Linked DNA regions of Mus musculus: region 1 is linked to region 2. Evidence: chromatin loops called from intact Hi-C (ENCODE). Cell type or tissue: heart. All regions are shown on one strand. Region 1 overlaps Babam2 (BRISC and BRCA1 A complex member 2). Region 2 overlaps Babam2 (BRISC and BRCA1 A complex member 2).

Region 1 (8,000 bases), 81 kb after region 2:
CAGGCCACATTAGAGCTTTTATGGAGTAGCCATGTGACTCATGTCAGTTCTTGTAGGCAGAGAAAGTAGTTCATATGTTCCCCCATCCCCTTTCCCAATCAGTTTCATTATGTAGTCCTTGCTAGCCTGGAATTCTGCTATGGGACCAGGCTGGCCTTGAACTTACAGAGATCTATCTGCCTGAGCCTTCCTAGCACTGGGATTAAAAGTGTGCACCACTACATTTAGCTACTATTCTCATTTTACAAACAACTGAAGATCAGTGGCTCATGGCTCCCCCTTAAAGAGGTCTCAGGCCTGTGAGGGCTGAGCTTGGGCTCCTATAGCACAGCATAGAGCCCATCACCTTGCCCACCATCTGTGAAGCATGGGCTCAAGAGGACAGAAGTACTAGGGTCTATCTCAAGTAAATAAAAATTGAATCAAAATTTAATTTTGTAAAGTGCCCCAATTCACTCTCCATAGAGAATAAAACCAGAAATATATATTCCTTATGAACAATTTTCTCCAGACAAATGCAAACATCAGCTAAGAACAAGAATAAACTGGAGCTACTAGAGGCTGGGGAACAAAGAACCACAAGGTCTGATTACCTGGCTTTTCTACCTACTTTAATGTGTGACCTCCTGCCACAGGACACTGGCCTCACTGGAACTATTTCTTGGAATTCTGTCATTATGCAAATAGAAATGATCCTTTAGACAATCACTTTTTCCCTTTTTTGTACAACACTAAGGAACAAATGATGTGAAGTTAACTGTACATTTTCAAAACCCAAAATTTTAATTAGTTCTGACATATGTTTACATCCAGGAAACCACAATCAGGACAATGAACACATCCAGCATCCCCCGAATTTTCCTCTTGCTCTTTGTCATCAGCCCCTCCCACAACTTCGCTATCCCCATCCCCAGGCAACCAAGGGTCTGCTTTCTGTCATCAGGGCTTAGTTTGCATTCTCTAGAGTTTTATACAAATGGAATCGTGCAGCTTTTTTTTTTTTTTTTTTTTTTTGGTCTAGTTTCTTTCAGTCAGCATAATTATTTTGAGATTCCTCTCCTTGGTTGCATCAGTAAATCATTCAGTTTTACAGAGTAGCCTATTCCACTGTTTGGTTATTCTGCAATATGTTTAGCCACTTTCTGTTGATGGTTATTTGGGTGGTTTCTATCTTTTGGCTATTATAAACAAGCCTGTGATGGGGCCTGGCACCATGGCTTAGCACTTGGGAGGCAGAGGCAGGCAGATCTCCGTGACTTCAAGGACAGCAGCCTGGTCTAGACTGAGTTCCAGGATAGCCATGGCTATAAAGGAAAACTCTGCCTCAAAAAAACAGAACAAATAAAAAAAAGAAACAAGTAAGTAAATAAGCCTGTGATGACCACTCATCTAAAGTTTATTTCTATGAGGACATATGCTATCATTTCTCCTCATTAAGTTCCTAGGAGAACAACTATATGGCAGGCATATATCTAACTCTGTAGGAGCTTCAAGCTCTTTTATTTTCTTTTCCTCTAAATAGAAGTACAACTCTAAGCGAGAGTTCTAGCTTTATATCCTCGCCACACTAGTTTTTGTCAGTCTTTCTAATTTTGGCAATTTTAGTGGATGTAATGTGTTCTCTTTGTGGTTTTAGTTTTTATTTCCATGGTGATCACAATATCTATCTATCTATCCACCCATCCACACACCCACTCACCTACGGATCTGTCCACCTACTCAAAAAAGAACTTTTATCTAGGAAATATAAATAACCTTTATAGCATATAAATTAGATGACAAGTACTTTCATAAAATTAAGGTAAGTAGATAGATAGATATATAGATAGATAGAAATACAGATGATAGAGTCAAACAGCACATGTTTTTTGTAATTTTCTTCTCCCCACTCTCTTCACTTACTGTTTTGTTTTTCTAACAGTGCCTTTGAATGGCAAACATCTTTATTTTGATGAAGACAACTTATTGATCTTTCTTTTTTGTTTTAAGTTAATTTATTTTTTACACTCCATATCCCAACCCCCTTCTTAAAAAGATTTATTTATTGTTATATGTAAATACACTGTAGCTGTCTACAGACACACCAGAAGAGACTGTCAGATCTCATTACAGATGGTTGTGAGCCACCATGTGGTTGCTGGGATTTGAATTCAGGACCTTGGAAGAACAGTCAGTGCTCTTAACCACTGAGCCATCTCTCCAGCCCCTGATCTTTCTTTCATACTCCATATTCCTTTGCATATCACCCTTTATAAATCTTCACTAAATTTACAAAGATTAGTCTCCTAGTCTCCTGCCTGTTTTCGATAGACATTTGTTATGGTTTGAATGTTTGTCGCCCCCCCCCCTCCCAAATTTTTACTCTGAGATCCTAATCTCTACAGGGATGGTATTCCAGAGTGGGGCCATTACAAGGGGGTCTGTTCTCATGGGACCAGGACTGACTACAGAGAGCTAGTTAGTTCCTTCTGCCATGTGAGGTCACACTGCACAGGAAGCTGGCCCTTACCAGACACCCAGCTAGAGGTTTTAAGCATGGACTTTCCATCCTTCCAGAGACACGAAAAACAAATTCCTGGTTTTTAAAATTGCACAGTCTAGAGTGGTTTGTTATAACAGGGTGAACAAACAATGTTCTTGAATTTTAGATCATGTTTAGGATTATAATCCACTTTGAGTTTGAATTGTATGTGGTACAGATAAAAGATGAGGTGTAGCTTTTTGGTTATGACTATCTAGTTGTTCCAGCATCATTTGCGGAACAAATGTATTCAGTATTGAGTTATATTGGTATGCGTGTACACACACACACACACACACACACACACACACAGAGAGAGAGAGAGAGACAGAGAGAGAGAGAGAGAGACAGAGACACAGAGAGACAATCTCTGTGTGGTCTACTTCCTTTTGACTCAATGTTGTTTTATTTATCTATGTATTTCTTCATGCTACGTTTTATGCAGCTTTGATTCCTTTAACCTTTATAAAAGACTTGACATTGGGTAGTACAAGTTCTTCCTCAATCATGCTCTTCTCCATAAAGCGCTTGTTTTCAGCACCCGGATCCTTGGTATTTGCATATACACACTTTAGAACCAGTAGCCAAGTCCCCCCAAGTCTGCTGAGAGGTTTGATTACCTGAGTTCTTAGATCAAGGATTAATTTGGGAAGAGATGAATTTCTGAATAATTGAGCTTTCTGGCCCACAAATGGCATAAACCTCCATTTACTCAGTGGTTTATGTTGCTAGTTCTCTTTTAGAATTCCTTGGATATAGGTTTTGTGTATTTTTTTGTAAACTTGCCCCTGATCTGTCACCTCATCTTTTAAGTACTTAAATCACACTTAACCAAAGCCCTGCTTTCCCACAGGGAGGGCACAGCCTTGTCGTTCTAGTCCATTATGTACAGTCTTCCACTTTTCTGTTTTGGAAGCGACACCAGCCCAGGCCAGTGGCTTCCTGCGTGTTCTCCCTGCCTGTTCCAGGGCTATGTACTCTAATTACACCACACATTCCCACACATCTCCACAGATCTCCACACCTGAGTGCCTACCGCTGCACCTTTTCTCCTGTCCCTGCCTTGCCTGGCCAACTAAAGCGGGACCATCTGTGAGTAAAAACTGCAGTTTACACTTGTGTGTAACTCCATGGGGCTTCAGGAATTGAGAAACAGAGAACACTACCTTTGAAAATAAGTTACTCCTAAAGTTAAGCAACAAAACTGTGCCCAAAATTCTACTCAGTGTTTAACACTAACTTAAAATTAAGCAAATGAAGAAAACATATGACTTAAGTAATTGTTGTGTTCACCTGCAGCATGGACTAAAGAGTTTCAAAGAACTAGTATGTAGCTTTGCTTGTCCCAGGGCACTCCATGGGTGCAGTCACTGAAAAGGCAATCACCTGGGTGTCTACTTGAAGGAGCCCAAAGGGCCCCAGGGCCTGTGCTTAGAGACGTTCTAGAATGGCTTCTGTCCACTTTCCATTTCAGTTTTTGGCATATGTAACTCTAACAAATAGCTGTTAGCATCTGATTGAATCTGTTTACAAGACATGGGCCAAATTCCACCCTTCGCTATCCTAATTATTTCCAGTGATTTTAGGTCCATTATTGGATTCTGGCCCTATTCACTTTTCGGTATGCTTTTAACAAATATTCAATATGTTTATAAGACCTTGCAATAGTTTTCCTGTCCCACTTGGTGAGAGGTACCAGGAATAAACACACAAGGCAGGGACTTCAGTGTGGGTCATTGAATGGCATGCATTTCGGCCTACATCATCCAGAGATTAAAATACCCAACTTGAATATAAGATATTTAGGACCTAGTCTGCTTTCAATTTCCATTATATTACATCAGCCTTAACATGTCCTTACTTTCTCCATGAGACAATAATTTCAAGCCACATTAAAAGCCATAGATACAAGAGACAGAGTAAGCCAACAACTGACAGTCACAGGCAGCATTAGCACTGAAGGACAGCTGCTTAACACAAAACCACTATAGGGAAGGTGGGCAACTGTAGATCCAGTATTCTGTTGGAAATGAAAACAGGAGTCATTAGTAAGAGATCAGCAAAACAGGGAAAATGCACAACTGCCACCGTAGAATAGTTTAAAAAGTAGTTCAAAATTGGCCATGTTGCATTATCAGGCCTGCTGATTTTATAGCTTCAGCACATGAAAAATTGGTGATGGACTTGTGTTTTATTTCCACTATCAAAGAACTCTAATGTTCAACCCTAAAGAACTCATACATAATGCCTGAGTTAGGAAGGAAATGATATATACTTTTACATTGCAAGTAATTGCAAAGCTTATTTAAAAATCATTCCCAAGGTTCTGTAATACAAGAATAGTAATGGCTACTTTGTGAATGGGAGTACGTCAGTTCTATAAGCCAGAGACCACTGCCGAGAGAATTCATGAGAGTTCAGATAGACAGACACATGTGGATAGGCAAATTTTATACTCAGTGATTAAAGAACAAAAGATCAGATGAATGGCTGCTGTTCTTAAAGTACTCTGGTGAGGAGCAGTCCATGAAAAGGGCCCCACAGCCCGTCTACTCCTCCTGCTAGGGTGAATGAGTGCACCACGAGGGGAGTGTGAAGCAGAGGAAAACCCCACCTAGGAATGACAGGAATGAGAAAGAGAAGAGGGATCTGCGATGCTTTACGAATGTGTTCCCAATGACCCAACTTTCTTCCTCTAAATGTCAGGTCTTAAACGTTGTGTCAAGCTGGAAACCAGACGTAAAGACACATGGTCTTTGGGAAACATTTCATGTCTAAACTGCAATCCACTCACTGAATTGAGTGCTTTACAGATGGAAGGGTTTGCTCATTGTAGGCCAGGAATTGGAAAAGATGTGGATCTTGCCTTCAAGATGCTCTGCCTAGTGGCTATTCTCCATAGGCTGAAAGCAGTCACATTTTCCCTCACAGTCTGAGTTATGGAGATACTCATCAGAGAATGGGTAGTCTCCATGACGGAAAGAGCTAACAACTAAGACTCAGAGAGACAGCTGCAAGTGATGCACCTCTCAGCTGGCCCTGTCCCTCACATTACCGCTGAGGTCCCTGTGGCTCATGGCCTGGCATCAAACACTTCGGACTTGTGACAGGCTACCTCCTTTTCCCAGTACCGTCTGCTTCATGCTGTTTCTCTTCTTTCTTATCTCTGTTCTAGAATACACCTCTCTCTCCCTTTTGTTCCCTATGTATGTGACAGCTATAAACTCAAAAATAGCCCCATATAGACAAACATGCTTACTACATATTTATAGACTCGCCTCAAGGTAATGCAGTAGACTGGGCTTAGGAAATAAATGAGTTATATTATCAATGGCTGACCGCAGGGGTAGGTGAATAGCTCTGTGGCACAGCACTTGTTTGCCTAGTACACTCAAGTCCCCAGGTTCAAGCCCCAGCACCACAAGAGAAAATGACCACAGAACAAAGAAGTGGGGTGTTGAGCCCCTGAGACTCATGATACTATTTTATTTTAATGGCTTTTGAACTTGTTATAAAATTTTTAACTAAAATGTCTACATTTGGAAAAACTTACAACATCAGTATTCCACCCAGAAAACAAGGTGGTAGCTGAGGTGTCTGCGACTTACACAGACGACAGAAATACTTGAATATGCATGCATTGGTCAGTCTCACTGAAAACAAGGAGCCATGTGTTCAAGTTCTCTCTTCTTTATCTTTGTTCTCACTAGGTTCTATCTTGATACTTTACAAGGTGAGCTTTCAAAATGTTTTAAATAATGAAATTAGTGATACTATTCTAATATCGTTCTAGTATGTACTTTAAACATTCATGTTTTAAAACAACACAGAAAATTTATCTAAAGGGCAAAAAAATAATGTTCTAAATTGCTTGTCAAATGGAAGAAACATGGCAAGTCAGTTGTCCAATTACTCTCTAGGTCCTGTGTCCCACTCTCCTTCAGTAATAACCGGGGAGACCTCACGCATTGATCTTTGCAGACTGAAGATGAAGGTAAAGACTGGAATCTGACAACTAATATATTTTCAAAATGACGAAAGTTTAGTATCACAGGAACTTGAGCCAGCTCCAAAACCAAGCTCGATGATGTTTCTGGCAGACGTGCAATCTGGATCATGCACGAAGCTATTTAAAGTTGCTTGATATGTTACCACGACAGATTTCAAAGATCAAAACACAGGTGCGCATGAGTGTTGCACAATCCTGTGGTAGGAGAGAACATGAGCTCATTCCACCTAGAAACAGACCCAAACACAAACACCCACCTGGGGTTCAGGTGTACAACTCTGTCTGCGGGCAGATGAATTTATCTCTCGAGTTTTGTTCTGATAAAAATATGCTATGATAAGACAGAAAGGTTTAATAAACTTAGGTGTCTCTGAATGGGTGTATCTTTTTAGCTGACTCGACGCAGTGTGTGCCCTTGCCTTTATATTATTTTTAACCTCTTCAAATGTTCTAGGTATAAGATTATGGCTGCTTTTAACTTAAAAGACCCGTAATTGTTTTGTTTGTTTGTTTTGGCCTCAGTAAACATAGCAGAGTAGCACACATTTCTAAGGACAGTGGAGGTACAAGTCTTTCCAATTCTTTGGGAACCAAGAAAGAAACCTACCGAGATAAAGCCTTATAAAGATAAGGGACTTAACCGAAACCACCTCATCCAGAAGCACTCGCACTCTACGCCATGACCCAACAGCCCCTGGACGTGAGGCACTGTGCACAGCTTCACAGCAACAGCCCCTGGATGTGAGGCACTGTGCACAGCTTCACAGCAACAGCTCCTGGACGTGAGGCACTGTGCACAGCTTCACAGCAACAGCCCCTGGACGTGAGGCACTGTGCACAGCTTCACAGCAACAGCCCCTGGACGTGAGGCACTGTGCACAGCTTCACAGCAACAGCCCCTGGATGTGAGGCACTGTGCACAGCTTCACAGCAACAGCTCCTGGACGTGAGGCAGTGTGCACAGCTTCACAGCAACAGCCCCTGGACGTGAGGCACTGTGCACAGCTTCACAGCAACAGCCCCTGGACGTGAGGCACTGTGCACAGCTTCACAGCAACAGCTCCTGGACGTGAGGCACTGTGCACAGCTTCACAGCAACAGCCCATGGACGTGAGGCACTGTGCACAGCCTCACAGCAACAGCCCCTGGACGTGAGGCACTGTGCACAGCCTCACAGCAACAGCCCCTGGACGTGAGGCACTGTGCACAGCCTCACAGCAACAGCCCCTGGACGTGAGGCACTGTGCACAGCCTCACAGCAACAGCCCCTGGACGTGAGGCACTGTGCACAGCTTCACAGCAACAGCCCCTGGACGTGAGGCACTGTGCACAGCTTCACAGCAACAGCTCCTGGACGTGAGGCACTGTGCACAGCTTCACAGCAACAGCCCCTGGACGTGAGGCACTGTGCACAGCTTCACAGCAACAGCCCCTGGACGTGAGGCACTGTGCACAGCTTCACAGCAACAG
Region 2 (8,000 bases):
AGTTACATTTATTGTTGGCTATAAACAATCCAATAATAGGTCTGCAAACTGAAAGGGACCACTTTCTGTACATATAAACAGACAGGTTACACTCTAAGGACTTAACTCTAAATAAACTGTGTAATTAAGTGACAACAGGAGCTAAGTGTGTGAGGCTATGCCTTGATGACAATTGGGCTAGCAGAGCTCAGCATCTGAGAAGAGAGAGAAAGCCTGTTGGATGAATGTACACTTGCACTGACCAGGCTGCTCATCTACAGAGAAATCTTATGTGCATGAGTAGTTGTATAATTTTTTAAGCATGAAAAAAACATTTTAAAGCCAGGGGTAGTGGCATGTGCTGATCATACCAGAACTCAGAGGGAAAGACAAAAGGATCAGGACTTCAAGTTTGGTTATAGAGTAAGTTTAAAGGCAGCCTGGGGCACAAGGGAACTTATTTTTTAAAAAGAAAGAAAAACACTTGAAGAAAATATTATTATATTCTTATAACTCTGACCATAGGTAAACGTGGAATGGAAAGCCTTTGGAAGTTTTGTTTTGTTTTGTTTTTTTGCAGCTCATGAGAACTAATATGCTAATATTGTAGGCTAAAGATTTACACACACACACACACACACACACACACACACACACACACACATACACACACACACACTCCTGGTTTTAGGACGTGCTGGCTGGACATGGGAGTGGAGAAGCTGTGAGACTGAATACTTGGGTCAGAAGAGCCAGTGTGGTGAGATGCACTGCAGTGTGACGCAGCAGAATGAAAAGACATCACCTAGCATGGATCATAAACAGATTCTTTGAAAGACCAGAGACGAAGATCAATCAGTCCTTGCTTAAACATTGGATGGCTGCCTGGTACAAAGGCCTATTTTGCTTTGCTATGTAATTTCCTCACTACTTAGCTACAAAAGCGTATCAGAATTGAATTCTAGTGCTCTGTCTAAATGGGAGCTGAGTCACAGGTACCTGATGCTGTGTCTGCAGGCTGAAGTGGATGACTCACGTCTGTGAAATTCTGAGAGAAAGTACCACCCGACCCCTTGCTTAGTCATCTTTTGCATGGATGCTGGGTTCATGAGCTCTGTAAACTATAATGAGCTATCTAGCCTTTTACCATCTCTTTCTTCTTTTCTAAACAGTACAAATTACAGCTCTAAAAATAACCTCATCTACGCAAGTGAGTCACTGTGACCTAACAAGCTTCCACAAGTAGTTACCCAGCTCAGTTGTGATATTTACTTGTGAAGGTACAAATCTTGTTGTCATATTAGCCCCCATTTTCTTCTCCCTCAAGCTTCAGATAAGAATTTGGTGAACTGGGGAAAGGAGAAGGGAAGAAGGTTTCAGGGAACATTTTTTTTTTTTTAGGAAAAAAAAAAAAACATAATGTACCCAATGCTTGAGATGTTCAGGATTGTAAATAGAGCTTGTGGGGAAGGAATTCACTGGAAGCTATCCCTGGGCTTGAGATGTTTTTCAGTTTTTCAGAAGGTTTGCCTAGCATTTATAAGACCCAGGGTTCCATGCCCAGCACTGCATAAACTTGGGTGTGGTTGTAAGATCAAAAGTCCAAGGTCGTCCTAGGCTACCTAATGAGTTTGAGGCCACCCTGGACTAGAAATCCTGCTAATCAATCAATCAGTCAGTCAGTCAAATAAGTAAAGCTATTCCTACCAGCATATGAGAGCTAGAATTTTAATATTTTAGGCTAAAGACGTTTCTCTTAGTAAGGAGAACATATTGACTATGGAAAGACATCTCTTGATAATTCTATTTTCTTAACAATTCTGGACTGTAAATGTATGACTTTTTTGATAAAAGGCATAGCTGCGCCAATAAGTTTGTATGCATTAAATGTTCATCTTTGGATCCTAGAGACATACACTAAGCCTTGGCACTCTACCTGTCCACTTGGCTACTTTCTGACGCTCAGGCCTGACCTCTGGTCTTCAGATTGCCTGGTGAGACTTCCATTGCCAACTCGCTGTCTTCCTACCCCAGCCTGTACAATGAATTCAACCAGGGGCAGGAAGCGGCTGTCTCCATGGAGCTCCTCTCTTCACGAGTGAGGCAAAGCTGCTCAGATACCAAAGTGCCACTCACTCACACTCTGGCTTACTTGGGGAGACTGGAAAGGAACAAACTTCCTACTACCACCAAGCCTAACACTTGCCACCACTGTCCCAGCTTCTCCTGTCAGAGGTCAGACCTCTTGGCCTCACCCAGACAGTCACGTGAACAGTCGCAACTAGCTGCTGAGGGTGCTTAGGGATAGAATGATGAAATCATTGATTTAGCTGAAAACGTCCCCAGGAAATAGGCTACAAAGCCCATTGACGGCTCCAGCCAGGCAGAGGCTGAGTCACTCCAGTCCTTCCTGACTCCTTGATTTATATTAAATAGGTCAGCTGGATCACCTGAATCCTGTTCCTCATCCTTTTGAGGGGCTGCCCCCTGCCATCATGTTGGGCCTAGTACTGCTTCCTGTTGGGCCTAGTGAGGACTTTACTAATCAGCCTTAGCCTCAAGTCCTAGGAGGGCCTGTGTACTATGTTCCAGGGGCCACCTCATGATCACATCTCTACTTTGGATCCCTTTCAGGATGCAGAGACCCTAGTTACCCTTTCATTCCCACAAGGTAGATGACACGTAGCCCCGTCAGCTCTTTTCTCGTTGCAAAATGGGTGTACCATGTACCTCTCAGGGTATGAGGAGGAAGAGGAAAGGGGCCCTGTCTGTCCAAGTTCAAGGGGCTCCCAACACCCAGAGGCTATGGAGCTTCGGCTCAGGGCCGACCACTGTGGGAGGCTCTGTGTCTAACGATACGTTAGGATATCATTCAGTGTAGTCTTGGACCTCAGGGGGCAAAGAAGCTGAAATAATGAGACAAGTTCACAGGATAATGAAACGGCAAAATGTAAGTGTGTGTTCTTCAGAGCAGGTGGATACTCAGACAGGACAGCTAAGCAGAAGAAGGGTTTTCAGAAATGGTACAAGAAAGATGAGGCCAAGGAGTGACAGAGAGGAGGGTCAGCACACAGGTTCTTGCTGAGTAGGAGAGAAAGCCTGCTGGTCACAGGAGAATGTTCCCTTGAGAGGCCATGGGATAAAAGCCATGTCTTCATTGGTTGGATGTGATATCTGGGCACAGGAGCTGGCCAGCAAAATAATCCAGAAGGGAGGTGACCTGACTTGACCTGGTGTAGCTAGGGAGGAGGTAAGGGTGTGGCAAACACAGAAGTAGCTCACACCTTGCATTGCTAAAGCATGGATAGACTCTAATTTGCTTTTAATCCTCATTTAGGTCCTACCATAGAAGGTAGGCATGCATAGGGACAATTCCATTTCACAGATGCAAATACAGGATCTCAAGGCTATGTGGTGGGGTTGAGAACCTAACCCAGTATTCTGATGGTGAAATGAATGCTTTTTCTATCATCTGTACAGCTCTCCATGCTGTTCCAAGGGCTGGGGCCATTCAAAGCTGGGTGGAGCAGATGTGCCAGTCAAGGGAACTGGGTAAGAACAGCTCCTCCACCAGGACGCCTTATCTATAGGCTCGGCTAGCCCCTATCTTCTCAGCAGCCAGAGCAAAGCAGTCCCGTGGCATCTTAGAAGTCTGTGAGCAGAGCTCCCTGAGAGAGGTGACTTCCTATGGCAAGGACATTGGACTGACTCCCCTTGGTCTACAAGCAGCCAGATACGGTTGGGCCTGCCCTTGCCTCTCACCTCCCACCTCTCTCACAGCCTCCTGCTTCCTCAGGCAGAAGGAAGAGCTCCTTCCTGATTGCTATACAAGCACCATCTTGAATTATCTTGTACTTCTCACATGACGGAGGCTCCCTTAGCTATTTGCTCACTCCAGTCAGCCATAAAGAATGTATGTCCTGGTGCTGAAGAAGTGACCAGCAGCTAAGAAAGTTTATTACTCATAAAGGAGCAGAGCTGGGTCATTAGCACTCATATCAGGTGGTTTTCAATTGCCTGTAACTATAGCTCCAGGGGATTTGAAGCTCTCTTTTGTTCTCTGTGGGCACCAACTGACACCTCCCAACCCCCTCCTCATCCCCATACCTACACCCACTCTCAGCCCCCTCCCCACCCCCACACCTTTTTAAAAACAACCTCTACCTAATTCTTAGCTTTCTATCTATAGCACTGCCCTTTGGAACAAAGGCACACTTGTACAAGCCACACCATCATTAGACTGTTCTGAGTTAAGCTGAGGTTTCACTCCTTGACCTGAGCGGACTCTCTCTTACTTCTGAGCCTTTGTTTAAATGATAAGTCGCCCCATAATTATTTAGCTTTTAATCCTCCACTTAGCTTTTCTTCCTGAAGCTCTACGCTTTAGTGGGTCCTGCCTTCAAGACTATTTTCTGACAAGATATTCAATTCACTAAGTCCAATGTCTAGACTTCTAAAAAACTGTGATATCTTGTTTGGCTGTTAAAACTTTATCATAGATAAATGTTCAGGGTTTCACAGGCTTTTGAATTAGTTTTGAGCACAATGTCATCATAGACCTGGGAATAAATTGCTCCTTTATCTCCTGTTTATCAGGTTATGAAGCAGCCAGCCTCAAACTGGGTCTTTGGTTTGGTTTGGTTTGAGAGAGGGTCCTATTATGTAGCCTATCCAGTTAGAGTTTTAAAACCACGCCCGCTGGGTGCTAACCCAGTCAAACAGCACTCCCTTTTCCTCCTCTCTGCAGATGTCATTGTATCTGTCACATCTGTGTTTTCTTTCTTTCTGCATCAACAGAAAGTTCAGGTCCCTGAAAGTCGGTGTATAAAACTCTACCAAGTGCCTAGAACTGACAGAAGGCTCATACGAGACAGTTAACTGTTACTGATTAGCATAAGTGCTACAAGCTAAGGGTAACTTCTGGGCTTGAAGTGACATCCCAGAGCCCGGTTTTAGCCTCCTATTTTAACTCCACATGCAAAGCTGTACAGTGTTGCCTCCTATAGCTAACCTGTTTTGTTTTCCCTTTCATAGGAGAACACTGGTGACAGATGCCTCTGCCATATCTAAAATCCTTTACAAAACCAGGGGATGGTTTCTGGCTTGACATGCTGAAGGGATACTCACAGTAAAGGGCATGTGGACTTGTTTCTTTTGAAATGGATTAACAAACCTATCTCTCCAAAATTAAAAACAAAAGCAATAGTATTTGGCGACTGTGATCATGTCATGTTACTATGGTTAGAAGTGCAGCCATCCCTCTGAGGGCCTGTGCCATGAGGAGAAGAGGTCACATTGGTTCAATACCTGGGTGGAGACTTTGAAGAACAATTTCCAGTATGCAGCAGGAAGTTGCTGTGGTGGCAGGCAGGTGATGGCTCTGGTCCAGCTCCAGGCCCAAGTAAATAAAGAGCATTAAACCACCTTACATTTACCAAAATCTCCAGGAATGATAGGTGAGACCCACTAAAGACGTTCACACGCGTGTGGCAGTTGCCTCCTTTCATCTCCAACTACAACAAGTCCAACATTCTATAACCATTTTAAAGGAACACAAAGTATTCCATATTCTCTTTTGTCCCAAAGGCTCTGGCACACCATCTGTATATGCTAACTCCATGTGCCCACATCCCTAGCATCCTGACTCGAATCTCAGGGAAGCAGAGCAAGATGGTATCTGGAGGACCAGCGAAGGTGTTACATCATCATGTGCGTCAGACAAAGGGAGCACAGAATGAGCTGGGTCGGAGTCTGGACACTCAGCGCTTTGTCTAAACTCAGTTCTGCACTTATCACCTGTGGCATCTTAGGCGCGTCACTGAACTCTGCTTTCTACCTTTCGAGTTGTAAAATGGCAATTATGATTTTTATCTTGCAGTGTTTCATAAGTGACAGCTATTAGTGTGATTTAGAATGAAGCTAAGACTCACTGTCTTCTACAGGAGCAGCTGACAATGTCAACTGACTGAAGGATCCTCACAGCATCCAGGTGATCAGCAGGTCGACTCTTGGTTCAGACTAAGGTCCTACTAGGCTTATGTGCAAGGAATACAGTAATCACAGGGATTATCCCTGTCCAAAGAATAAAGACTACAGAGTGTGTTCATGGATGCCTCATGAAGCCCCTGCCTGCTCTGAAGTCGACCATGATTTTAAAAAAGAGACAATTTAAATATTCTTTTCTTGAGTGGTGAGAAATAATGATTTCTGAGGGGGGAATCATTTTTTATTCAGGTACCTAATAAATTGTCTGGCCCAAGTATTTAATAAAATGATTTCTAATTGAGTTATAATAGTAAATGTAACAGGGCTCTTCAATATAGAGTTAATGGAAAATAGCAAGCAAGCTCTAAGAAATGCCAGAGCTAGCCCCTTCTAGTATTTATCACATGCAGAGCTAGCCCAGCATTATTGGTATCATCAGTCAAAATCTATTGGGGTCCCTGAAACTCATCTTTGCTATAAAAGAAAAGAAAAATCCAAAATATCTGGAAATTCTTGTTCCTGAAGAGCTGGGTTTGCTTCATGCTTTCCATAGTTCATGCTCATCTGTGGCCTCCCTTTTACGGGCTCTGTGGCTATAAATCTGAAAGGGACAGATAAGGCAGGAGCCTTATTAAACAAAATCCCCACCAAAATGACAAACATTCAAACAGGAGTGGCCTGCCTTTATCTTGTCACCACCCAGCTATGACCAGGTCTGTTTCCCTTTTACAAAAGGTCTACTGTCTACACAGCAGCCAGTAATATATCCAGGAGACCAAAAGTCACTCTCTCACTAGGTATTTTCCAAAGGACTGGTACTGTGTGTTCTACAGTGAACTTGCTGAGCTGCCTTGGTTGCCATAAAAATCTCTTGATTTTTATCTCTGGTTGGACAGATAGGGCTTTTTGATAACCTCAGTCCATTTCCCTGGAAGTGCTGGTACCCGTCATATGCTGACTCACGATGGGTACAGAGAGCACAGAATCCCCTGAAGAGGGTGGAGACTGAGAGACTTGGAAGGCAAGGGAAGGTTCTGGATAGATTATTTACAGGTAGTTTGCCAGCAGCTAGATAAACCAAGAACCAGGCTTGCAGCTTGTAAAGTGGTGGGTCCTTTAGGTCTTTCATAAGAAGAGAAAAGAGATTTGATATGTTTATTAAGCAGTTGACTATCCTGGAAACTGTGCATGCACTTCTGGTAATAGCTGTGGAGCAATGACTTTTGTTGCTTTAGCCTCTTTGGTTTGCATCTCTGAAGGTACAAGATTTTTATTATTTGAGATAGGATCACAGTAGTGTATATAGCCTAAGATGGCCTTGAACTCAAGATTCCTCTGCTCCAAAATTGCAGAGATGTGCCAACATTCCTGGCCAAGATACTTTTAAATAGATGATATTTACTAAACTTAGATATGTAAAGTCTGCCTTTCATCAGAAAGAACTGTGATACAGTTTTTACAGCACTGCTCTGCAGGAAAATAATCTCCACAGTAGGAGTAAAGACATTACACACTGAGCTCCCAATGACAATCGAAGTCCATAGGCAAATCTGATTTCTTTGAATTGTAAGATAACTTCCATGCCAGGTAAGCTTCTGGTATAGGCACTGGGGCTAATAAAAAGACAGCATTAGGAAGCCTTGAGTGGTAGTGTATGGCTGCAATCCCAGCATTTGAGAGGCTGAGGCTGAGGCTGAGGCAGGAGGATCAGGAGGAGATTAAGTTGGAACTCAGCCTGGGCTACAAGAAACTTGGTCTTAACAAAAAACCAAAACTGAAACAGAAGGCTGGAGAGATGCTCAATGGCTAAGAGTCCTTTTTTAGAGAACCAGAGTTATACCCTCTTGTGGTCTCTAAGAGTACTCCTAAACATGTGTCTATGTTCATTTGTATGTGAGTGTACATACAAAGAACATGTACACACAAAATTAATTTGCACTATAGTAAAGAATGTAACACATATTAAATTCTTAAACATGCTAAAACATAGAATCTGAGGCTGGCGAGATACCTCAGTGTTTCAGAACATTGCTACT

Evidence for each region. Peaks named below come from ENCODE experiments on the same cell type or tissue, not always from the same donor. Only the 100,000 strongest peaks of a DNase experiment are listed, where the experiment ranks them.
Region 1: it touches region 2 in a loop (1.9-fold over the local background); 2 of 42 quality-filtered maps call a loop at or near these places.

The regions. Positions count from the first base shown.
Region 1 is chr5:31,948,279-31,956,278 of GRCm38, reverse strand. All of the region lies in intron 7 of Babam2 (BRISC and BRCA1 A complex member 2), which reads right to left. Among named protein-coding and RNA genes, the nearest start is that of Gm52770, 47 kb to the left of the region's middle. In heart, no CTCF peak of the experiment used is centred here; no DNase peak of the experiment used is centred here.
Region 2 is chr5:32,028,962-32,036,961 of GRCm38, reverse strand. All of the region lies in intron 10 of Babam2 (BRISC and BRCA1 A complex member 2), which reads right to left. Among named protein-coding and RNA genes, the nearest start is that of Gm52770, 34 kb to the right of the region's middle. In heart, no CTCF peak of the experiment used is centred here; no DNase peak of the experiment used is centred here; H3K27ac peaks cover 504 bases.